Linked DNA regions of Mus musculus: regions 1 and 2 are each linked to region 3. A link is a loop called in an ENCODE intact Hi-C map of the cell type or tissue named here. Cell type or tissue: heart. All regions are shown on one strand. Region 1 overlaps Fntb (farnesyltransferase, CAAX box, beta). Region 2 overlaps Fntb (farnesyltransferase, CAAX box, beta). Region 3 overlaps Max (Max protein).

Region 1 (8,000 bases), 76 kb before region 3:
GCTCTGCTCTAAACTGGTGGGTAGAGCAACTCTTTCAACTTCCAGAGGAGGTCTGGGATGTTTTTTCTTCATTCCGTCTTTCTCTCCCTCCCTCTCTTCTACTCCCTCCCTCTTTTCCTCTCCCTCTCCACCTTCCCCCTCTATTTTTATTTTATTTTATTTTTTTAAAGACAAGGTGGTGTCGGTCCAGGCCTTTAATCCCAGCTCTTGGGAGGCAGATGTCTGTGAGCTGAAGGACAGCCTGGTCTACATACAGCCAGGGCTACATGGAGAAACCTTGTCTCCAACAAAACAACAGTAAAAACAAACAAACAAAAAAACCCACCAAAACCAACCAAACAAAAACCCCCATTTACTCAGATAAGGAAAGTCTCTGTGTGTAGCTGCTTTGAACTCACTCTATAGACCAAGCTGGCCTCCAACTCACAGTGATCCTCCTGCCTCAGCCTCCCATGTACTCTGGCTTTGACCTTTGAGAAGAAGTCCTCACCATCATGCCTGACAGTTATGACGAAACGCCACGGAAAGCATGTACTACTGTGAATCAAAACACTCTTACCTTCCTTACACACCTCCATGGAGGTGTAAAGGCTGGGAACAGGCCAGCTCTCCACAGGACTAGGTGGGTAACTGTCTTGGGTACCAGTGCCGTGTGAGACTCACAGTCTCATTGACCTCTGATTGATGACAAGACATGTGAGCAACGTAGCGGTGCCCCACACTGCTGGTGCAGGTGCAGCTTGTAAAGTGGCACCTCGTGCTCATCACGGGTCGTATTTTAAGAAAAACAAACACAAAAACTGACCCTGCCCCCAACCTTGAAAATACCAGACCTAGGAAAGGACGGCCAGGAACTGAATCTAAGGGGTTTACTGAGAGCGTGTCTTCTGGGCTGTGTGCCCCCACTCCCTTGTACTCTGGAGGGCAAGGAGTTTGGGAAGCAAGTGTCCTGAGCCAGGTTTGGTTTTCCCACAGCAGAAGGTAGCAGCTGTGCCAAGACTCGTGGAGGCTCGCTGGAGCCCTCCCTAGTCCCAGAGCCCCTGCCTTGGTCACATTGTCAGGTCAGAAGAACAGAACTTACATTGTCTCATTCATTCTCTTTTAACAATAACCTCTCATTCTCGCCTCCCTGGGAAGGATGTCTTGTGATGAATGTGGATGGAGGAGATAATAAAGAATTAAGCCATTAACCCTTAGAATTCATATTTCTGTGACAGAGGGAAAATATGTCTTGTTTTTATAATCCAGACATTGCAACAAGCTTGCTTGCTTCCAGCTCTGGAAGTGGAGTTGGACTCAGTTTCTGCAGTCACAGGAATTTAATTGTCAAAATAAAGGCCAGGGTGTATTTGAAATACCAGTTGGGGGCTGGGGGGTTCTTTGGGAAGCCCCCCACCCAACGCCCGCACTGTCAGGATGTATGCTAGAATAGGAGGGATGCGTATTAGAGAAGGGATGGGAAGGAGGAGTTTGTGAGAGACCCGTGGAGGCCTGAGAGATGACACAGACCGCGTTGGGTACAGAGACAAGATGGCGGCTCCTGCAGTGGGAGCCCGTCACCAGCAGCTTCCTTTGTTTTTCTAGGTTGCACAGAAGGTCCTTTTTCAGGGCCACTTCTCTGAGAAAGTCAGTGTTAGCTGCTTTTGTGTCAGTATTAGATAGGAAGAGGGGCCGTGAGATGGCTCCGCAGGCACCTGCCTTGAAGTACAAAGGCCTGAGTGTGACCCGGGACACACAGGGTGGAAGGAGAGCTCCAGATGGGAGGAGAGGCCTCTTTAAAGACCTTGTCACAGTGAACAGCATCAGTGCCAAGGGATGCTTTAAATCTTACTTAAAGTAGCTGGGCATGGGGGTGCACGCCTTTAATCAGCTAAGTGGATCTCTGCGTTCGATGCCAGCCTGGTCTACATAGGGAGTTCAAGGCTAGCCAAAGCTATATAGTGAGACCTTATTGTTCCTTCTACTTCAAAAGTGGATATTTTGAAAATAGTCAATTTGTCTCAATTTCAAGAACCATTTTAATAATCAATGGCTAAGAGTTTATTTTACAACTGCCTTGAAAGTATTTAATTCATGGTTCTTCTGAGCATTGATTTAATAAACCTTATCTTTATTTTTTTAGTGTATTAACAGTTTTAGAGACAGATCTCACTTTGTAGACAGAAATTCACTATGTAGCCCAGGCTAGCTTCAAACTCATGGCGTCCTCCTGCTTCACTTTCTGAGTGCTGGGATTTCAGGTGTAAGTCACCATACCTGGCTTACTTTAATGAACTTTAAAGTCTAGTTTCTGTTTTTCAGTATGAGAGTGAATCTAGGGCTTTATGCATGTTGGGTAAGCCTACTATTAGGCTGTATACCACATCTTAATTTAATGAAGGAGTGTGTGTGTGTGTGTGTGTGTGTGTGTGTGTGTGTGTGAAAGAGAGAGAGAGAGAGAGTGGGAGGGAGGCAGACAGAGACAGAGAGAAAGACAGAGACAGAGAGATGCGTGTGTGCCCACACTTCTCACAGCAAGTGCTCTTACCCTCTCATTTGTATGATGAGTACATGAGTGTGTAGATCACTGGTGGGCATGCATGTACCACAGTGCCCATGTGGAAGCCAGGAGACAAGGTTTGGTAATTGTTCAGGCGCTCAGGCAGGGTCTGCTTCTTGCTTCTGAGGCTCAGCATACTTAGGCTGGTTGGCCCAGGAACTCCGGGGCGGCTCTGTGTCCACCCCCCAGCTCCATGCACGAGTGCTGGGTTCATGGATTTGAATCCTTATATCCAGCTTTTCACTGTCAGTCTATGTGACAAGTGCTTTTCCATCCTGAACTTATTTTCTTTCTTTCTCTCTTTCTCTCTTTCTCTCTTTCTCTCTTTCTCTCTTTCTCTCTTTCTCTCTTTCTCTCTTTCTCTCTTTCTCTCTTTCTCTCTTTCTCTCTTTCTCTCTTTCTCTCTTTCTCTCTTTCTCTCTTTCTTTTTTTTTTTTTTTAAGATTTATTTGTTATATATAAGTACACTGTAGCTGTCTTCAGACACCCCAGAAGAGGGCATCAGATCTCATCACGAGTGGTTTCAAGCCACCATGTGGTTTCTGGGATTTGAACTCAGGACCTTCAGAAGAACAGTCAGTGCTCTTAACCACTGAGCCATCTCTCCAGCCTCCACCCTGAACTTTCTTGATGGCCCCAGTTTAGTGAACTTTTAAATGGCTCAAGGCTTTCCTGTAGTGATGCTTTATTTTGTTTTGTCCTAAGCAGCAATTAATTGATGGCCCAGCTAATGCTTATTGGGAACAGAGCCTGGTAGCACTGACTGGAAGGAAATGACTATTTTTATTAGATCCAGAGAAATCTTACCGGTTTTTTTAAAAATGTAATGATTGTTTTTCAGACGATCTGAGCTAGGATAATGCCCTTTCATTTATTTATTTTATTTTTAGGTTTATCCTTTTATTCATTATTATACTCAAATGTCGATTCCCTACATTTTGAAAGATATTTATTTATTTGTTTGTTTGTAGACAGGGTCTCTCCAGCTACCCTGGAGCTCACTCTATAGAGCAAGCTGGCCTCGAACTCATAGAGCTAGATCCACCTCCTCTATCCCCCCAAGTGCTGAGATCAAAGACATGTACTTAACATATGCATTTACAAAAGTTATTTTTAGAAAAATAAAAATCAGGGCTGGAGAGATAGATTAGCCACTAAAGGGCAAGGGTCACAACCAAGACCTCAAGAGAAGTGACAGTCAGAGTCCATACACTATGAGAACTTGCACTTGAAAACCTAGATCCGTGTGGTTTGTTGTTGTTGTTTTTTTTTTTTTAATTTAAAATTTTTATTTTTTTGAAATAATTCTTAAGTTTTAAAATTAAAACATAATTACACCATTTGCCATTCCCTTTCCTCCCTCACCCCTCCGTGTCTCTTAGTCCTCAGATTTGCAGCTCTTTTTCGTTTTTCTTACACAAGGAAAGGGACCACTTTCAAATGTGGTTGGTCTGTTTGCCCTCCTACAAATACCCAGGTGACCTTGCAGGTGGGGTTCCAGCTCCAGCTCGGGGGCTTTGCTTTTGCTGCCCTTGTCCCTGTGCCACACACAGCTGCATATGCACAGAGGTTTGTCTCCTTTCCCCAGTCTGTTCTCTCTCCAGCTTATTTGTTTAGGGAACAAGTCGGGGTCCCTCTAGTGGACAGAATCACCGTTGGTTGACTTTCTGCGATGGCTGAGGAGGCCAGCAAGGCCAGGCCTTTAGTATTGCAGGTGTCAACTGTTTCAAGGATAATTAAGTCAGAGGTAGGGAATCTCCTAAGAGATTATGCATAAAATTATATGTGTGCTCACATAAAACGAATGAGTGAGTTTTGGAGTGGACACCTGCTTGGCTTAGCATTGAAGGAAACTTCTTTAATGTGATTCCCATGCTCAGCTACTAACCTTTCCCCCACCCCCTTCACAGAGCAAAGTGAGAACCACAGGGAGCCCGGTGTACGGTTGAAACGGGGCTTTTAAGTCCGGGATGTAGTTCTATGATAGAGTGCTTGCCTAACATGCAGAAAGCCTTAGGTTCAGTCCCCAGTGTCGCATAAACTGGGTGTGGTGGTGCATGTCTGTAATCCCAGACCTGAGGAGATGGATGCAAAAGGATCAGAAATTTAAGGTTATCCTTGGCTACATAAGTCTGAGGCCATCCTGGGCTACCAGAGACACTGTTATGCAAGAATGACCTGAACTTCTGATCCATCTCCCTTTACCTTTGAAATGGGAGGATTACAGGCGTGTGCCACCATGTCATTTTAATGTGCCGGTGAGTTTAGCATAGGGAAACTTCCTATGCTAAGCAAGCACTCTACCATGTGAGCTGCAACCCCAGCCCCTCCTTTAAAATTAAAATTAAAGTATAGGTCATATGACTCCTTACCTTTCAGTGGTGACATCATACCCAATATTCTGGGTACTTTTCTGGGCCAGGTTCTGTTGGCATCTAGTGGGCACAGGCCAAGGAGGCTATGGGGTAAATCTCAAAACAGGAAACTGACCATGACAGTCGTGCCAATGGGGAGAAACCCTGCTCTGCATAACACACTTGAAACTTGACTGTGCTTTCCAAACAGCTGCTGTCTGGATGGGTTTAGCAAAGACGGTGGGTAGCTCTGGCCTCTGGTCGTTGTTGGGCTCCACCTGGTTGAGGCAGTAGCCCTGTGTTACACTGAGCTATCGCTGCTTTGTAGACTAAGCTCTGGAGGAAGTATTACTGGAAGAAGCCAGCATCCGCCCAGCAGCTCCTCCTAAGTAAGTCAGCTCATGGCTGACTGTATTCCCTCCCAAACTGCCGTCGTCCTTGGAACTTGGTCTGGGCCTGAAGTCTCTGTGGTAACCTGTTCTGGTGCTCACGTTTTATTTTGCTTTATTGGTTGTTGTTGTTGTTGTGTGTTGGAAATTATACCCAGGCTTTTGTGCTTGCTGGGCAAAAATCTACCACCAAGCCACACATCCCAAGACCAGAAATTTTTTTAAAATTTATTTATTCTTATGTGCATTGGTGTTCTGCTTGCATGTCTGTGTGAGCACCAGAGCCTCTGGAACTGGAGTTACCGAGAGTTGTGAGCTGCCATGTGGGTGCTGGGAGTTGAACCGGGGTCCTCTAGTAGAACAGTCTGTACTCTTAACTGCGCAGCCATCTCTCCAGCCCCAGAAATATTTTTAAAGTCTAATCTAAGCTGTTCTTACTATAGACAAGTCTCACTATTTGTTATTTACTAGAGTTTGAACTAGGAAGAAAGCAGCTGGGTGTCTTCCTCGCTGTGTTTGCCATAATTTTAATCCTTTTAATAGTTTGCTCCCATTCCCACTTTAGTATTTTTTTTTTAAATATTTAGCTATTTTTACAAGTATAATCTGAATTTTCTTAGTTGGAAAAAATGAGGCTAGAGCCAGGTGCAGTTCTTCGCAATGCTGTGTTGCCACCTTGAATGGGAATACTATTGAACTATCCGTATCTCACAGCCCTAGGCACCAGGCCCTCCTCTACTGTGTGCCCAGTCCTGTCTGAGCTGGTATTTAGACGATTCCCTTCCCCCAGCACTGACCCCAGCATGCTATTTGCTAGTTGTACCTACTTCATTTGTTTTACTCTCACTGGGCTCTGATTTATTTCCTGCTTGTTTGACATTAATTACATAGTTTTGGATCCTTCATCATCCCCACTGGCGACAGTTTTGTTCTGAGTCTAGGTTAGCCTAACCATTACAAGAAATGCAAGGAGACCAACAATAGGGTCAGTGCGGTGGCTCAGCCAGTAAAGGCCTTTACCCAGAAGCCTGATGACCTGAGTCTGATCCCTGGGACCCCTGTGAAGTTGGGAGGGCAGAGCCAAGTGCACAGAGATGTCCTCCGTCTTCCACATACCTGGTGGACATCATACACACATGTACTGCTTAAACTATAATAAATGTCTGGTGGACATCATACACTCAAACTATAATAAATGAAATTTAAAAACTAAGGCCAAAATACTCTTCCCTTGAACTTGATTCTCTTAGAAGTTTTATATTCTCTATAGTGGTTGAGTGTCAGAGAAGCAGTATTCAATAGAATGTCCACAATAATGGGGAGATTCTGTGGCTTATGTGTGACCCAGTACCGTCACCACTAGCTAAATATATAGTTACTGAGCACTGGAAATGTGGCTTGTGAGACTGAGGAGCTAAAATTTTTATTTTAATTAATTTGACTTAAGATTTAAGTTGCCCCCGTCACTAAGGTTGCCTGTTGGACCAGACAGGTGTTTGCCAAAAGGTGGTTCTCAGGCCAGCAGCATCGAGTTATCCTGGGACTTCCTTGTCAGAAGAACAATGTGCTGCTGACTGTGGTAGCTCATGGTAGTTTCAGTACAGTACTGAGGAGGCTGAAGCAGGAGGATTGCTGCAAGCTCAAGGCTAATTTGGCCTTTGTAGTGAGTTATAGGCCAGCCTGGGCTATAGGCCCTTTAAACAAAACAAAACTAAACTGGACATGGTAGTGCACACAACTGATCCTAGCACTCAGAAGGCAGAGGCAGACTGATCTGTGAGTTCAAGTTCAGCTTGGTCTACATAATGAGACCCAAGCCACCTGGAGTTACATGGTAAGACCTGTCTTAAAAAAACAAAACAAAACAAAAACAACAGACAAACAAAACTAAACCAAAGATCCACAGGGCATTGTACACACGTAAGCCTAAGAAGGAATGGTTTTTGGGTGAGCATTGGATTAATGTGGAGAGTTAAAAACTTGCATCTGCCCTCACTGATTCACATTTAAGTGGTACTAGGTATGGGTTTGTTGTTGTTAAATATCCCCTGAAGTAATTTTAATGGTGCAGCAAAGATGGGCGGTGCTCAGCATTTGTGGGTATCCAAGTCACCTGGGCCTCTGGTAATGGCACAGACGCTTCATCTTCAGGAAAGCCAGGCTTTATTACTACGTTGATTCCGGTGCACATGGTTTGGGTTTGAAAATCTTTCATCTGCAAGAGGGTTTCCCACTTTGCTGGTCATTGATATGTGTAGAAAATATTTCAGGGACTTCTACCCGGCCTTTGACCATTCAGTTCCTGGAATAAAGACCTTTACAGCACTAAGGCTACCTTCTATGCTATTAAAATCTATTTCCTATCGATAACCCCGAGTTATTACTATGTTTTATCTGGGCTGCTCTTAATTCCAATTGGCCAGCCCTCGTAACCATGCTTGCTTGCTTTCGTTCGTCCTTCCCTTCCCCTTCCCCTTCCCCTTCCCCTTCCCCTTCCCCTTCCCCTTCCCCTTCCCCTTCCCCTTCCCCTTCCCTTCCCCTCCCCTTCCCCCTTCCCCTCCCCTTCCCCCTTCCCTTCCCTCTTCCCCCTTCCCCCTTCCCTTCCCCTCCCCTTCCCCCTTCTTCCCCCTTCTTCCCCCTTCTTCCCCCTTCTTCCCCCTTCTTCCCCCTTCCCCCTTCCCCCTTCCCCCTTCCCTGGAACTCACTTTGTAGAAGACC
Region 2 (8,000 bases), 65 kb before region 3:
AAGGCTGTGATCTGGGAGATGTAGGGAAGGAGAGATGCTATAAATTGGTCCTTCCTGGAGTGGTCTTTCCTGTAAACTCTGGAAAGCCCTGTGCAAGTAAAGGCTCCCTCCATTTCACCTGAAGCAAAAGTGCACCCGATGCCAGGGCCCAGCAGCAAATCCTCTCAGAACAGGTTTGCCTTGTGAGGAAACTGGAGCCTCTGTCGTTTAGCAGGAAAGAATCACGGAGGGAAATCTCTCCTCTGGTGTGAGTCAGCAGTGCCCGACTTAGTTACCTTCTCATCACGGCGATAAAATGCCCCCAACAAAAGCCACTCAAGCCCTTTCTGCTGTCTTTCCTTGATACTGTAATGGTGCTCATGAATGTCCAGGCTGATGCTCTTAAAATATCAACAATACTGAAAAGAGAGGCAAACACCGGGTCTTTATCCGGCCGCACTCCAAAGCCACTGTCTGGCTCCAGGCTGTGATGGGGAAGCAATCACCACTGATCTCAGATCTGGGAAAATCACTGTAAACTCACAAGCAGGTTCAACAAGTGTGGGGCAACCAGCCCAGATCTGATGTGCCAGTCAAAGACCTAGAAAATCGGCCACACAATCCTGTCAATTCAGTTCCATTGTACTCGTCACCTCAGATGGCATCATGGGCCATGAAGAAACAAGACAAAAGCACACGGGGCCGGGACATCCTGGGGTCCTTTTTCTAGGGTTGTTATACGTATAAATAAGATGCCTGAGTGGCAAACATAAAATGAATGAAGAAAAAAGGCAGCTTACAGGCGAAAGTGAAAGGGACTGTTTGGCAGGGAACACATTGTGGCAGGAACAGGAAGCTGGCTTTACATGTACACTCAGAAAGAAGAGAGTGCACAGGAAGTAGGCCTTGTTCTAGGTCTACCCGAGTCCTAGCTTCCTGTGAGGGTCTACTTCCTCAAACAGCAGCAGCAGCAGCAGATGGGGACCAATACCCAACTAAGCGAGCCTGCGGGTGTTGGCATCTCACATTTGACCCCAGCAGTGCTGTCTTGAGCCTTCTGCTCTTTATCCTCCCAACAGTAGAGTGGGCTGCGCTCAAACCGGCTTCTTACTGGTGGTGGGAACAGAAGGGTGTTGGCGGAGAGGGCTCGGGTGAGAAAGTATGCTCACTGCTGAGGTCTAGTAATGCATCTAGACCTGTGACTAGCATGGAGAGCAGCAGTTGAGCCCTGAGCTAGAGGCAGAATCAAAAGGTCCTCAGAAGAGACTGTACTGCTTCAGATCCAGGTGACAAGTTTACTGAAACCTAAGAGAAAGGTTTGGTCAAGAAGCATGGGACTCAGCACCAGGTCTACCAAAGATCTCCTCCCCACCTCAAGGTGTTTGCAATCTGGCAAGACAAATGCTTAAATAGAAAACTCAGGAGTGTGCACAAAACTGACAGGAGTGGGGTGAAGAGTTAAGTCTTTTGGGCGGTTGTAGTCAAGTGGCAAAGGGATATTTTCACCCCTTTGAAGATAGGGGAATGAGTAAGGGAAGGTTAGAATCTGAGAGGGATTTGGAGATTGGAAATTAATGCTGTCTAACTTTGTTTTCCCCGTTGGCCATGCACCTAGCGTGTGTCAGTTCCTGGAGCTGTGTCAGAGTCCAGACGGTGGCTTTGGAGGGGGCCCCGGTCAGTACCCACACCTCGCACCCACTTATGCAGCCGTCAATGCGCTGTGCATCATCGGCACAGAGGAAGCCTACAACGTCATTAACAGGTGAAGCTGCGGGCCTCGGGGGTGGGGACTACGAGGGTCCGCTACTGTATGGCACTGACTACTGCCCTTTCTGCCCTCTCCCCCCCTTCTCAGGGAGAAACTCCTTCAGTATTTGTACTCCCTAAAGCAACCCGACGGCTCTTTTCTCATGCACGTCGGAGGTGAGGTGGACGTAAGGTGAGTGGACGGTTGCACCCATGGCTGCTGAAATGTGCCTATTCTTAGAGCTGCTAAGCCTCAGAATCACGGCAAAGTGCTGCTTTGTCCTGTACGCCAACGTGCAAATGTCGTGTCCCTGGCACTGTGTCATGGTCATTGCTAACATGACACTAATGCCCTTAGGTATCACTATCTCTCGGCTCCTTTCATGCAAATGTCAGAATACGAGTTGGATAAAAAAAAAAAAAAGAGTTTGATTTAGAGATACAAAATACATTTGTTTGGTGTAAAATAGTTTACTATAAGTAATTATGTAGTGTAATATAAGCTTTCCCCTCTCTTGGGGAAATAAGTCTAGAGTAACTCTGTAAATACCTTCTGGTTGCATTTGATGAAATCCTGAGGGTGCTGAACACTCAAGGCACAGGAGAGTTCCTTTGTAGGGTTCAGAGTTCCTTGTGGGCCAGTACATTGAAGTGGAGAGGACTTGAACCAACTGATGGGTACCATTGGTACCTGCTGGCTCAAACCTCGTATTTTACTCAAGAAGTGTATCTGACTAGATATGGTGGTCTGTGATTAACATCTCAGCTCTTGGGAAACAAAGGCAGGGGTATCAGGAGTTCAAGGTCATCCTTGGCTATATAGTGATTTCGAGGGTAGCCTGGGCTACATGACCCTGACTGGATTAAAAAGAAGAAAAGGGAAAAATAGATATACTAATTAGACCAGCAAGTAGCTTCCTGACCTGTGGGCATCAATGAGGCATATAAAGAGTTTGCTAAATAAGTAATTTCTTGAATGCAGTGGATCATTGAGATTGTATATGATTTAGTCTGTGAAAAACACATTTTTGGGAGGAGGTGAAGTTTTTAATATCAAGATGATAGCACTATCTTTTGTGTGGGTTTTGTTTTGTGACAGGGTCTGTGTATCCCTTGGATGGTTTGGAACTTACTGTGTAGACCTGGGTAGTCTTGAACTCATACAAAGATCTGCCTGCTCCTCGAAGGGTCTGGCCTCACAGTGGATTCTTGAGCGAGTTCTTCACAGTGTCGTGCTAGCTGTGTAGCTTTCGGCATACGTGTTACACTTTTGGCACGGTTAGCGGGGTATCTGACTCACAGGTAAAGGACTTTATATCATAAGCTTGAGGACCTAGGCTTGGTCCCTGGTAGAAGAAAACAGACTACGAGGAGTTGCCCTCTGACCTCCACACATGTGCTGTAGTAGGTGCACACCCCACCTACCATCATCAACACGTGGTGATGATGGTGGTGGTGATGATGATGGTGATGATGGTGATGATGATGATGATGATGATTTTAAAACAATCTCAAAGAAATTAGGCCAACCAGATAGGCCTTGTTTGCCTCCTGCGAAGCACTAGTGGCTGAGGTCTGGAAATATAGGTCTGTTTTGAAGTCCTGAGCACAGTTACTACACCAGGAGCTGAAAGGAGATTTTGAGAAGAAGCTCAGTGGATTTCTGATAGCATCTAGTTTCAGCTAGTGACACAGTACCAGGCTGTAATCCTGCAGCTTCGGCGCCCCTCCAGGAGAGGGCACACTCTTGAGTGGCTTATGTTGTCAGTTGTCGCCTGGGTCCTCGAATTCACTGTCAGGCTGCTTTGGCTGAACCAGGTGTAGAGACGTCCTTACCTGTTCTCTTGGTTAAGGTCTGTGGCTGTGAAGGGATGCTATGACCACATCAGCTCTTATAAAGGAAAACATTAAACCGGGGCAAGCTTACAGTTCAGTGGTTTCAGTAGTCCATTATCATCGCGGCAGGAAGCATGGTGGTGTGCAGGGTGAGATGGTGCAGGAGAGTAACTGAGAGTTCTACATCCAGATCAGCATGCAGCAGGAAGAGAGAGTGAGACACTGGGCTTAGTTTAAGCTTCTGAGACCTCAAGCCCCTAGTGTTGTACTTCCTCCAACAAAACCACGCCCACTCCAACAAGGCCACACCCTTTTATTCAAACTACCACACCTGTCTTGACTTTAGGCCAAAGCTTACTTAGAGACTACACTGTTGATAGAGAATTGTAGCAGCTTGCAAGGGAATTTAGTTTTTATTAATTAATTGAGGCTGGGCATGGTAGCGCACACACAACATCCAGCATCTAAGAGGCTGAGGTAGGAAGAGAGTGAATTCAAGGTCTTCCTGGCCTACATACAAAAATGCTATGTCAGAACAGCTGGACATGGTGGCACAGCCTTTAATCCCAGCACTCCAGAGGCAGAGGCAGAGGCAGAGGCAGAGGCAGAGGCAGAGGCAGAGGCAGACAGAGCTTTATGAGTTCCAGGCCAGCCAAGATACACAGAGACCTTGTCTGGAAAGACCAAATGACATCAACAACAACAAAAATTAGAAAGAAACTGAATGAGACTAGGCACAAACAAGCAAGTCATGGCAAGGTCTCCGTGGTGTTTCCTTAACACACTAGTTCTAGATATGATTCTCTAAGTTTCCAAATGCAGTCTTTCTCTGTGCTCGTGTTCGTATATGCTAGACAAATGCAGGGAAACGTCTCCAGTCAGTTCTGTGTGTGTTCCATTAAGGGGCACCAGGCCATCCTCCTCCCCTGCTGTGGTCCTGGGACAGATCTGCCAACGAGCCTACAGTTGTCATTTGCACGACAGTCTTCCCATTGTGTCTGGCTGCTAGAACATGACTTCCGTAGTTTTTCACTCCGCATTTCTGTTTTTCCTTTGCCTAGAAGCAGCAGCCCAGTGCTGAGGAGAGAAAGTCAAAGCCAGAGACAGTTTATCACTTTGAGAGCAGCCTATTCTGGTGCCTGATCAGACAGAGATGGGCTCTCGATCCTGGGGGCCTACAACAACTCCTGGTAGCTCCTAAGAGTGCCTTACTCAGGTGTTGATAGCTTCTGGGTACCTCAGACACCAGCGATGAACAGCGAAGGTAGGAGCCACTGTCCACTGGACCTGGCCTGTAACCTTAGCCGTCCACTCAGAAGACTGAGCAGGATTATAAATTAAAGGCCAGCCTAGCAACCGTGAGATCCTGTCTCAAAGTAAAACGCAAAATGGAAGTTTGACACGCAGCTCTAACTTAGAGCATTTACTCGTTTATCTAGGACACCGGATTCAATCCCTAGTACTGGAAAAACAAACAAAAAGGGGGCCATTATTTATTCAATTTCATTTATTCATTTATTCGTGAATTAACTATGACATTTGTAGTGTTCTCTGGGGAGAGAGGAGAGACAAGTGACAGAGCAGGATGTGTTCAAGGATGAGCAGTTAGCTGACAGCTACTGAGCTGTAGGAGGCCTGTGGGAGCCAGGGAACAATGAGCTGGGACAGGCTGGGGACCGATTGAGGAGGCTCTGAGCTCTCATTACAGAGGCTGGCAAATAAATTCATACGGATTTTAAGTAGGCAGTGATATGAGCTGACCTGTACTCTCCTAGTTCTCTGGTTGCAGTGAATCAATTGTGGTGTTCCAGACATGTCCTCTGGTTTCTGGACTGGAAGGAGGAGGGGGCAAACAGAAGGTTGATCCAGTTGGATGACAATGGCTTGGGTTTGGGTGACAGTGGTAAAGAGAAGATCAAAGCAGACAAGCCTGAGAGCCATGGTGCTGGGTATGGGGACAGAAAGAAGCCACATAGAAAGTTGTACCTGGTTCCCTCTCCAGCTCTGTGTGTGATCTGGGACTTGTGGTTTGGGTGTCTGTTGTCTGACTTTTCTTGGGAGTCTATTTCTGTCCATCTCAGATAGAGAGGACATCAAGAGGTCAAAGAAAATTTCATGCAGGTCCTGCTTGGTGAACCATCAAATGCGCTGGAGTTGTTCAGAGAATATGGGAGACATGGGCAGCTGCATCACCAGGCGTGTGATGGTCACAAAAGCTGCGCGGTTGGAGTTCCTGTCCCCAGCCAATCTTGTACATCCTGTGTTCTCTAAAGCCACAGGTAGCAGAATCGGGCAGGAAGGAGTGAGAGGCTGGAGTCTTGCTGAAGAGCTAAACACCCTCCTCTCCCCTTTCTGAGTGTCACGTAGGTAATCAAGATTTCAAGATGGCAACAGTCATGTCGTGCCTAGGAAGACAGAATTCCACAACACTCCACCCCTTCTCCTGAGTTTTGTATTCTTATATTCTCTTCTGCAGTGATTCCTGAACCCTGGAATTATATGGATGGATAGTTATTTGCTGAGCACTGGGTCGCTGTATCTTAGCAGCAATACAGAGCACAGCAAGGCCGGCCAGTGGTGGCGCACGCCTTTAATCCCAGCACTGGGGAGGCAGAGGCAGGTGGATTTATGAGTTCAAGGCCAGCCTGATCTACAAAGTGAGTTCCAGGACAGCCAGGGCTATACAGAGAGACCCTGTCTGGAAAAAACAAAAACAGAGCACAGCAAGATGTTTTCAACAATTTGACCAATTATGAGTCTCTCAGGTAACTTGTTTAGACAAATGTGTAGGAGGTAAACTGCTAACAGGTAATGATACACTATCTAACAAAACAGTAGCAGTAGCCTTCCTGCCTGCACAGGGTTTTTTGCCCTGTTTTACAATACCATACATAGTTTCCCTCCATTGACAAGTTGTTGGTTGTACCCAAAACAGATGTGCCATTGCTTCACCAGCAGGCACATTGTGCCTGTTATGTTCATGACATTAACACAGAGTGCACAGCCAAGCCGGCCTGTTGGTGACAGTTTTCTCTCAGCAGCCAGCATAGTGTTTTGTGGCACCACGAAAAGCAGCCAGTGAGCTTCTAGTTCAATCCCAGCTTGATTCCTTCGTGTTCTGCAAGCCGAGCATACAGTATTTCAGCAATAGGATCTTACCATTGAGTCACGTACCATTATTATGGAGCCAATAGCAATATAGCCTGTGTAGTGGAACTTTAGGGGTCGCCCTTGCCAGTAACAGAGGGAGATACCCCCACACCCAGGATACACTCTTTACCTTCTGTTTCTCTGTTCTTTTAGGTGCTTTTCCAAATCTGTAGAGCGTCTAGAGGTTAACATTGTATCCTGTAACATTGTGAAATGTAGAGCGTCTAGAGGTTAACATTGTATCCTGTAACATTGTGAAATGTAGAGCGTCTAGAGGTTAACATTGTATCCTGTAACATTGTGAAATGTAGAGCGTCTAGAGGTTAACATTGTATCCTGTAACATTGTGAAAAGGAACTTTTTTCACAAAGTGGGGACAGGAGCTCCAAATGCCTACCACCGGCAGCTATTCCAAGCAAGTGAGAATAGGTTTTAGGATTTAGTGGCTAGGGAAATATTTTTTAAAACTCTTAGTGAGATTCAGAAGATCCCATTGCTTTGTTTGTTTGAGACAGGGTTCTCTCTGTAGCCGTGGCTCTCCTGGAACTCACGCTGTAGAGCAGGCTGGCCTCGAGCCTGCCTCCGCCTCCCAGAGTGCTGGGGTTAAAGGCGTGTCTGACTTTGATCCCCTTGCTTTTATAAGTAGTTTCTTCCAAAGAGCAATGTTGGATGCAGCAGTGCATGTGGGAGGCGCGGCCTTATTTAGCTCACTGTGTCCACAGTCATTGTCCATGAGCCAACTTACTTCCTCGTCTTGGGGTACTGCCATAGGTCACGTGCACGCCTACCCATGCCTGGTGGGCCTGATAGAGCCACCTTGTGCTGTACTGCCCAGCCTGGGACCAAGAGGTAGCAGTCCTGTACTCTTGGTTACCACGCCTGCTTCTTGACTGGGCTTCCTGGGTTTGGCAAGCTCCAGGCCAGCACTGATCCTACCGCCTCGCCATCATCAGGCACAGCTGGCTGTTCCAAGTGTCCTGGGTTGGGTAGAGAATCTCTACTCCCAGTATATTTTCCAGGGAAAAATGTAGAGAGCATAGTGGGGGATAATTGTCCACCCCAGCAAGAGTTTTACTTATACCCCTTTGTCTTTGTATCAGTCCGCTGATGGTCATTGTTCTTGGTGACCCTCGGGGCAGCCGGGAACTAAGGCAGCTCGTAGTTCTGGCATCTCTGCACATTAGAAGAACACCGGTAATTCCTCACATCACAGGGCGCTTAGTTGCCCTGCAAGGCCCTTGTGTATGAGCAGCATTGGCCACCTTGTTAGGGAAGTGGCTGTGGCAGTT
Region 3 (8,000 bases):
AAATTTAAAAAAAAAAACAAAACAAAACAAAACAAAAAAACGACTAAACCAAATCCAAGCACTTAAGAAGTGGAGGCAGAAGATGAGGAATTCAAGGTCAGCCTTAACTATGCTGTAGGTTCCAGGTCAGCCAGAGATACAAGAAACCCCATCTCAACAAACATGCAAACACAAGAAATTACAATACAGGGCCTGGTATCATCCTCTCACCCACTCCTTATCCATTCTGGCCTGTTCGAGATTCCTCAACTGGCCTTCCTCCTGCCTTGAATGCCCAGAGCCAGACAAATAGTTCTTCACGACCATGAAATCTGCCCAAAGGCCATCTTGCCAATGGGATCTATCTGTTCCACCAACCGCCCCACCTTAATCTCCTCCATAGCGCATGCACATGCACATGCAAGCATACACAGAGTCCTGGCGATTCGGGAACTTAATATGTAGTCCAGACCAGCCTTAAACTAAAAAGATCCACCTGCCTTCCAATTGCTATGATTAAAGGTATCTGCTATCACCATGCCTAGCCAGTATTCCTAATTTTAGTGATTATTTAATTTCTATTATTTCCTTGCTAAAATAAAACATCTATTTTTGTTAAGAACAGTAGCTGGTGTGTGTAGACCCTGCAAGGATGTTTGCTGAATGGAGTAGGTGAAAGGACCACGGATGACAAACTACTCATCCCATCTGTAAGCTAGCAAAGTCAAACTTCAACTTCCTCAAAGAAACGCGGCAAGAGGACCTAGTATCGTAAACCTGTAAGGTGTTAAGGAAGAATGTAACAGCAAGGGAAGAGGCCAAGGAAGGAAGCGCTGCAGCTGTGGCTCGTGAGCTACACTTTCAGTGGTCTCACTCTTCAGAACTCCTCAGATGAGCCTGCCTGCCTGGCTTACCCCAGGAGTTCATGTGGCTCTGGAAGTGGGCGGGTCACAGCCCTCCCACTGAGAAGCACATCCCCAGCCCCAGGTTTAGATGAAGGCAGCTCTAGCCCAGAAGCTCACCAAGTGATGCTGACACTCTAGCATACGGAATAAGCACCAAGTGTCCGCAGGTCAGGTATGCATCAGAGATAAATCTCTTGCACAAAGGGTGCGTCTCTCAGTCATAAAGATTTCCTGTGGTGCTCAGTGTTATACTCAGGAATGCTGTTATTCCGGTAAGTACCTTGGTTCAAGGCCATTAAATCAAGTATATACCAAGTGGGCTTAACGTACAGCAAAATTCTGGCTTTGTAATACGGCATTCACATGGCCTATTTGTGTTTTCCTGTAAGCTTAGACTTACTCCATACTTCAACCACACAGAAGGCCACATTATAGACAAAATAGAAAACATAGCTTTTCAACTTTTTATAAACATGAAAAACGTAATCTTGGATAACAAAGCAAATTCAGGACACTTAGCAGAGAACCAAAGCAGTAAAGCCATTTGAAGCATACCTAGAGTAAACACCGTTTTATTAAATCGTGTTCCTTAAGCTAGGTGTAATGCTAACAGGCTAGATGGGCTGAATCCCAGATTCAGGCCAGTCTGACTATACAGTGAGGCTCTTTCAAACAAGCTGACCCAGGGGGCTACAAAAAGCAGCCTGTTGCTACACTGTGTCAAGGGTAGAACTAACTGTGCAAACAAATGTTTTTTTCTTTATTCTAAGGAGTGACCCTAACCCACAGGCTTTTGCTCAAAGCTTTTGGGTTTTGAAGCTAGAAACAGCTGGCTCCTACCTCTCCAGGGAAAATACAAGCTTCAAAAGGCCACCAGGAAGGATGAGAATAACTGCTTTATTCTCTCTCATATGAACATGTCTCACTTTTTTGGTCCACAGCTAACAATGCTCTTTACATATGTTGGGAAGAATATGTGTCAGAACTGAAAATCACTGGTGCCCAGGCAGTTCACAGACCTGCTTCAAAGTGTTCATTTACACCAAGTAAGTACTAATGTTGAACTGCACAAGAGAAATTCCCACAGAGGTTTAGGGTGTTGCTGGCCTGGGAGAATCTTTAGTGATCCCAAACTAATTATGGACCATGTTACATAGTACAGGATATAGTTATAGTAATGTCATGAGTGACTAATTTATTTGCTTAGCATGTACAAGGCCCTGGGTTCAAGCCCAGCACTACCAAATAAAAAAGGAATGGACTACAGCATCTCCAACTCTGAAAGGGATGTCCTGACAAGAGCTATTAGAGCTGACATTGCTTTTGCTAAAGATAATTAAGAATGTGTGGGGATCTTCCAAAGAATCAAAAAGAAAAGAAAAGAAAAAAGAGAGAGACCATGCCACCTGACTGTGTTTCTTTACAGAAGGGATGTTCTAGTCCGTTCCAAGCTGCTGATGGGCCAACTGGCTTTGTCAATAAACTCACCTTCTCTCCTTGGAGTGATGGGACTGAGTCCCGCAAACTGTGAAAGCTGTCTTTGATGTGGTCCCTACGTTTTCGTTCCAGTGCATTATGGTGAGCCCGCTTGTCAGCCTAGGAGAGTGAAGAAAGAGCATGTCAGGAGTGTACTTCTTTACAGGTGGATGCGGCCAAGCCTGGAAGTGTGTGCAGTCAGCGCTGTCCCTGGCAAGTGGACTGGGAAAATTTGTTGTGAGGTGGGTAGTTAGGAAGGAGTCTCCAGAATTAGGCTCTGTTAAAGGGGAGAAAGGGTGAGCAAGGCTTGCAACAGGAACATCCAAAGTAGCACGATGACTCCAGCTCATGCACAAGGAAAATCAAAGTTATTCAGGGACAAAGAGTGACTCTCCAGTGAGTGTCCCCAACCTACACGATGGAGCAGCTGCCAGTCTGTGGTTGGAATGTTACTAAGGGAAGCTCCAGCGGGCACTTCATAAGCTATGGTTACCTCTACCGTGAGACTTGGGGCGTGGGCTGCTTCTGTCCACAGGAAACCCATCATCCTGAGGCTCCGCTGACACCCTCCTGATAAAGGTCACTAGCATATCCTCTTATCAAGTCATACAAGAGAGCACCAATCCTCTAGAAAACACAGTTGCACCTGAGCTCATTATGGCAGAGCTGACAGACTGTCAATTACATTCAGTTTCCTCTCACACAGACTGAGCCAGAAAGGCAGTTCTTGGGCAGCAGACCTTCTGACCCCTACATGCTCTTGGTAAAGTCCCTCAGGCCCCTGCAGCAGGGCAGGCCCATTTGGCAGTTTTCTAAATACCCTAACCTAACCAGCCTTTAACCTTTCCTGCTTGGAATTATAAACAGTCAGCTGTTGGGCCAGGACTGCCAACCAATCAGGAAAGGAAAGAGAGCAGGGCACCGTGCTAAGGAGCTTCATCTCCCTCTGAACAGAACACAAGGACCTATTTCAGCAAAAACTTCACCACACCTACACTTCAGGCATTATAGACACACACACTCTTTGAGATTTTACCCTGACTAGAGCAGGCTGGGCTAGGCTAGCCTAAAGAACCTATGTACACATTAGAGTGACCTGGCCACTAAGCCCAGAGCGCCAGGAATTTTGAAAATGCAGCAACAAGAGAAAACCAAGTTAAATGCTGCTTTCAAAGAATCCTTGTACTAGAAAAGATGGTCAGACAGAATCAGACAGAGCCATGAGAAGAAAAGGACCTGAAATTCTTCTCCTATCAAATTCTAAAGTCTGTGACTCACTGAGGTCTGCACTTTTCTCCTGATCCCTAGGTGCCTATCTACAGTTGTTAATCGGCTACAAATCCCCATTACAGCCACTGTCCTGAAGGACTTGTAAAGTTAACCCTTCTCAAACCTCAGTTCACTGTTAAGCAAAATATTTTCTCAACTAGTTATATGGAAAATAGAAAAGGAATCTGAAAGGACAATTAAGCTTGAAAAACCAGGTACCTGAGGTTAGAGGATATTATACAACACTGGGCAAGATAACTACAGCCACCCTCCAGCGGCAGTGTGAGACAGCTTGAGGTAAACTGGCCTGTCACAATCCGTACCTGAGGAGCCCAAGAGACCTAGGACCAGCATTTGGCATGGACTAGACCTCTGGTGTTTACTCTAATTTCCAAGATGGTCTATTTACATGCAAATCAATTGGTCTTCAGCAGCAGTCCAAGATACTCCTGTCTACTAAATCACCCTGACTCCTGGCCCTCCTCCCAGCTTAAGAGCTGTGCACGGAAGCAGTGACCCCAGTTACCCACAATCCCTCCTGTTAATACAAATAAAATCCTAATTGTCTGTTTTCTTTTTGGGAGAACCCTAAAAATCCCAAGCAGTTAGAGCTAAGTTGGTCTTGGTTTCCTGTGGGCCTGTGCTGCAAGCAAGGAGCTAAGTTTAACCAAACAACAAAATCATCCCACAAGATGCACCACCCCCTCCCGTTTGCTGAGCACTGAAAGGACTCAGATGGACAACAAGTCGTTTGGTTGGAAGACTGTAGTGAACTTGGCCGTAGACCATGAGCAGAAATCTTGGCTTCTCATCTGGGGAGCCAGCCAAGTTAGAAGTTGGCTCGGCTACGAAAGGCGGCAGGCCACTGCCTGGTAGAAAGCCTGGGCTGGGGACTGTTGTTCTCCAAGCAGTGGATGGAATTTCTGTGGTGGTTCCAGACCCAATTTAACTAGCAGAACGGGGGAGTCTTAGAGCAAGCAATCCTGCCATGCCTACCCTCGGCTGTTCTGCCTAAACAGAGAGCCGCAAGGATGGACTTGTTTTCCCCTCCCCTGGCCTCATTTGCAAGCACACGTGAAAAACATGCCCAACTCACATGCCTAATTCCAGGCAACTCTGAATTAAGTGACATTTCCAGTGCTTACAGAGCATAGGAAAACTTGACACACCTTCACACAAGGCTGAGGGTTCTCTCTGCAAAGTATTTCTATGCTGAAGATGAAGCAGATACCCCCTAGCTTTGTGTGATGGGCCAATGGGAAGGCTATTATACTGTCTTGTTAGCCATCTTCTCTTGCTGACAGCTCTTTCCCAAAAGGCCAAGCTTTCAGAACTGAGGAAAGAAAAACCAGGTAAAGATCCTCGGCGGAAGGTGCTGGAGATCCTCCCAGGAGCTGTCTTTTTAAAGCAGCACAGCAATCAACAGCAACAGCGGAACAAAGCAATTCAGGTGAGTGTACACTCTCTTGCCTATACCGAGAAGTGTCTGGTCATGCTGACACTGGGACCGGTGGTACCCTTGTGGAATAGATCACAGAGGTCTTTTTGGGCGATGTCACAGGTTCCCAAATGACTCCCCTATACATCCTCAGGAGTAGATGCTGGACACTGCTTGCTCTGTAACACAGGATTTGCAGTTTCTGTCATAAAGCCCTTCTTCATCAGCATGTCCCAGACTAAGAGAAGTACTAGGGGCTTTGTGATACCAGAGAGTGGTCCACAGCTGCTCACCAGGAACTACAGTACCAAATTGCTTCCAGCTTTGATGTCTAGGCCAAGGCTTTTACTCAGTCTCAGCTGTAGTTCCACCAAACTTTTCCACGCTGGCAGACAGCAGCAAACCCGTCACCTATAATTTGTCCACCTCTCACACTAACAAGCATGTGTATCTTAGTGCAGCTCAATGTTGAAAGCAAGCTTAGTCGCTAAACTGACAGGACACGAAGCTAAGGAGACCCGTTCAGAATCGAGGCACTCTCTCCAGAGTATTTCCTTTCAACTTACTGCACAGAAAATGCATCTCCATTTACTCATCTCACCAATCAGCAACCCAACTTCCTGCGAGGCCTAGCATGGAGAAAGAAACACCTTACTGTAAAGATGTACAAGATTTTTCCAGAATGCCATTTCTTCCAAGCTGCCTGGCACCTAACTGTTCTACCATATAGGGGGAATCTTCTCAATGCCAATGTGGAGAGAACGTGTGTCGTCCTTAGTGGCTATTTAGTATATTTATTTTGAGAAATGTAATGGTGTCTCTTTAGACAACAGAGTCACAGGACTATCCAGCAAGCTTCACTAAAACACTAAGACTGCTGAATACAAAGGCTCCGAACTCTCACGCAGTACACGTATTACTTCTGTTTGGTGAATTAAATAAAACAATTCCTAAGCAACTCAAAAGTAACCTAAAAATTGCAACATGAAACAACAGGCACCTGAGATGAGATAATCTCACTAGTGTCTTTAGTAGGCAGATATTAACTCCAGGTTCCTAGCTCTTCTGTTTGAAGCCTACAGCTGATACACATTTCTGTCAATATATTTGCTTTTGAGGTTTCTACCATCTTTTGGAGTCTAAAAGAACCTGGGAACACTACAACCCACACGTGCCATTACACTAGCTGTTTAGCGGAAGGAATTCTTGGTTAGGACACGGAAGGCAGGCCTGATAACATAACACCTGTAAGCCCCACAGGAGGCTGAGGCAGGAGAATTCCTGCAGGGAGAGGGGGAGGCCAGGCTACATAGCAAAACCCTGTCATAACCCTCCCTTGTCCCCAAAAGAGATCAAATAGGGTTCCTAGATCAACTCTTTTATTCTGTCAGCCTTTTGACAAAGCAACACACAACCCTTAAAAACTTAGCACCGTCTTCTCTCTCACAACACGCGCAGGGAGGAACGCGGCTTTTACATCATCAGAGCAAGCGCTGAGCAGAAGCACTACAAGCACTACAGCCCTTGCAGCACTTCTGTCACAAGTTTCCTGAACCTCCAGAGTGGTCAAACTCCCTTCCTCCCAAATACACTTCAATCTCCAAAGAAGCAAAAAGCTGAGGAGTTAAAAATACTGTAAACCAGAAAGAACTAGAAGTGGAAGAGTGCAACCCTACTTTACACCTCCAGCCAGCAGAGCAGGTGCAACATGTTGGATTCAGCAGACGCGGCAAAGGACAGTACATAGAGAAAGGCCTCGGGTTTCTTGACCAGCTCAGGAATCCTACATTTCACATACACTTTCACTCTTTCCCAGAGAAATTATCCAAACAGAAATAAAGCAAAAGGAACCCCTTGCATAAAGTAACTGCCTCAGAAACTTAGTTTTAAAATACAACTTACTCCCCCACTCCACCCCCCAAAAAGTACTAGTGAGATTCTGCAATTATTAAGTTTAGTAACCAGTGTTCAGGGTGACTTCCTCTAACAGTTTGCTGCTCACTGGAGACTGCTTCCGTGTGCAGCACTCGTGTGCAGCACTCGGCAGATCAGTTTCACTTTCCACTGCCTCCCTCCCATACTGATCTGAATGGCCTGCACTCTTCACAAGTAAGATATTGTACTGACCGTAGGAACTATGATCATCTTTTCATGTTAGGACCCACAGAACATTTTCCAAATAACGTGTGTGTGTGTGTGAGAGAGAGAGAGAGAGAGACAGAGAGAGAGACAGAGAGAGACAGAGAGACTATCGCTCAGTTCGAACTCATGGTAATCCTCCTGTCTCAGTTATCCTGAGTGCTGGGATTACAAGCGTGAGCTTCCACACTTGGGTTCCAAATAACTTCTTAAAAGTTTTCCCGTAGTCCTAAACATGTGGTCGTTCACAGTCCACATTTCTTAAATGGTTTTCCAAAGATAAAATCTAATAGCTTCCCATATTTTAGAAAAAAAATTGTATTATTTATACTAAATTTTAAAAAGCAAATGGATGTATTCACAGGGATAATGGAGGAGTACATGTTCCCAGCCCGTCTGTGACAGTTGGACAATGCACCATCTATAATATACCTGCTTTGTCTGTCTATGCTATGATAAACTGCTACCAGAAAAATCTCAATAAATAAACATACTAAATGAAAACAAAGGGTCTCAAAGGTTCAACCTCCAGCAACAACAAAAATTTCACTGTCTATGTCCCAAAGTGAAAGGAAAAACCCAAAGCACCTTAACAACAATGACAAAAAAAAGTTAAAACATCTAGACAAAGTAGAACCAGTCTCATGGGAGTGGAAACAATAAATGTGCATCACCACCCAAGTGGATGCTTTCAAAAGCAGAAAGCCTGCAGGAACTGCTTATCATATCATAGAGTAAGAAAGCATCGCTCACTGAAAGGCAAACCTAATTCCAGCTCAAGGATGAGTCTTCAA

Evidence for each region. Peaks named below come from ENCODE experiments on the same cell type or tissue, not always from the same donor. Only the 100,000 strongest peaks of a DNase experiment are listed, where the experiment ranks them.
Region 1: a loop joins it to region 3, with 2.1 times the contacts of the local background. A loop is called at or near these places in 7 of 42 quality-filtered maps.
Region 2: a loop joins it to region 3, with 2.3 times the contacts of the local background. A loop is called at or near these places in 7 of 42 quality-filtered maps.

Annotation. Positions count from the first base shown.
Region 1 is chr12:76,875,294-76,883,293 of GRCm38, forward strand. The region is part of intron 4 of Fntb (farnesyltransferase, CAAX box, beta); the gene reads left to right. Among named protein-coding and RNA genes, the nearest start is that of Gm46357, 11 kb to the left of the region's middle. In heart, a CTCF peak has its summit at 4,181 (motif pointing left); a DNase peak (open chromatin) is centred at 4,158.
Region 2 is chr12:76,886,138-76,894,137 of GRCm38, forward strand. It overlaps Fntb (farnesyltransferase, CAAX box, beta), which reads left to right. Exons shown (of 12, transcript NM_145927.2): 5 at 1,595-1,741; 6 at 1,835-1,918. Among named protein-coding and RNA genes, the nearest start is that of Gm46358, 20 kb to the right of the region's middle. In heart, a CTCF peak has its summit at 3,444 (motif pointing right); no DNase peak of the experiment used is centred here; H3K27ac peaks cover 629 bases.
Region 3 is chr12:76,950,797-76,958,796 of GRCm38, forward strand. Max (Max protein) reads right to left here. Exons shown (of 4, transcript NM_001146176.1): 2 at 2,373-2,480. Among named protein-coding and RNA genes, the nearest start is that of Max, 7.5 kb to the right of the region's middle. In heart, no CTCF peak of the experiment used is centred here; DNase peaks (open chromatin) are centred at 3,145, 4,445 and 7,105.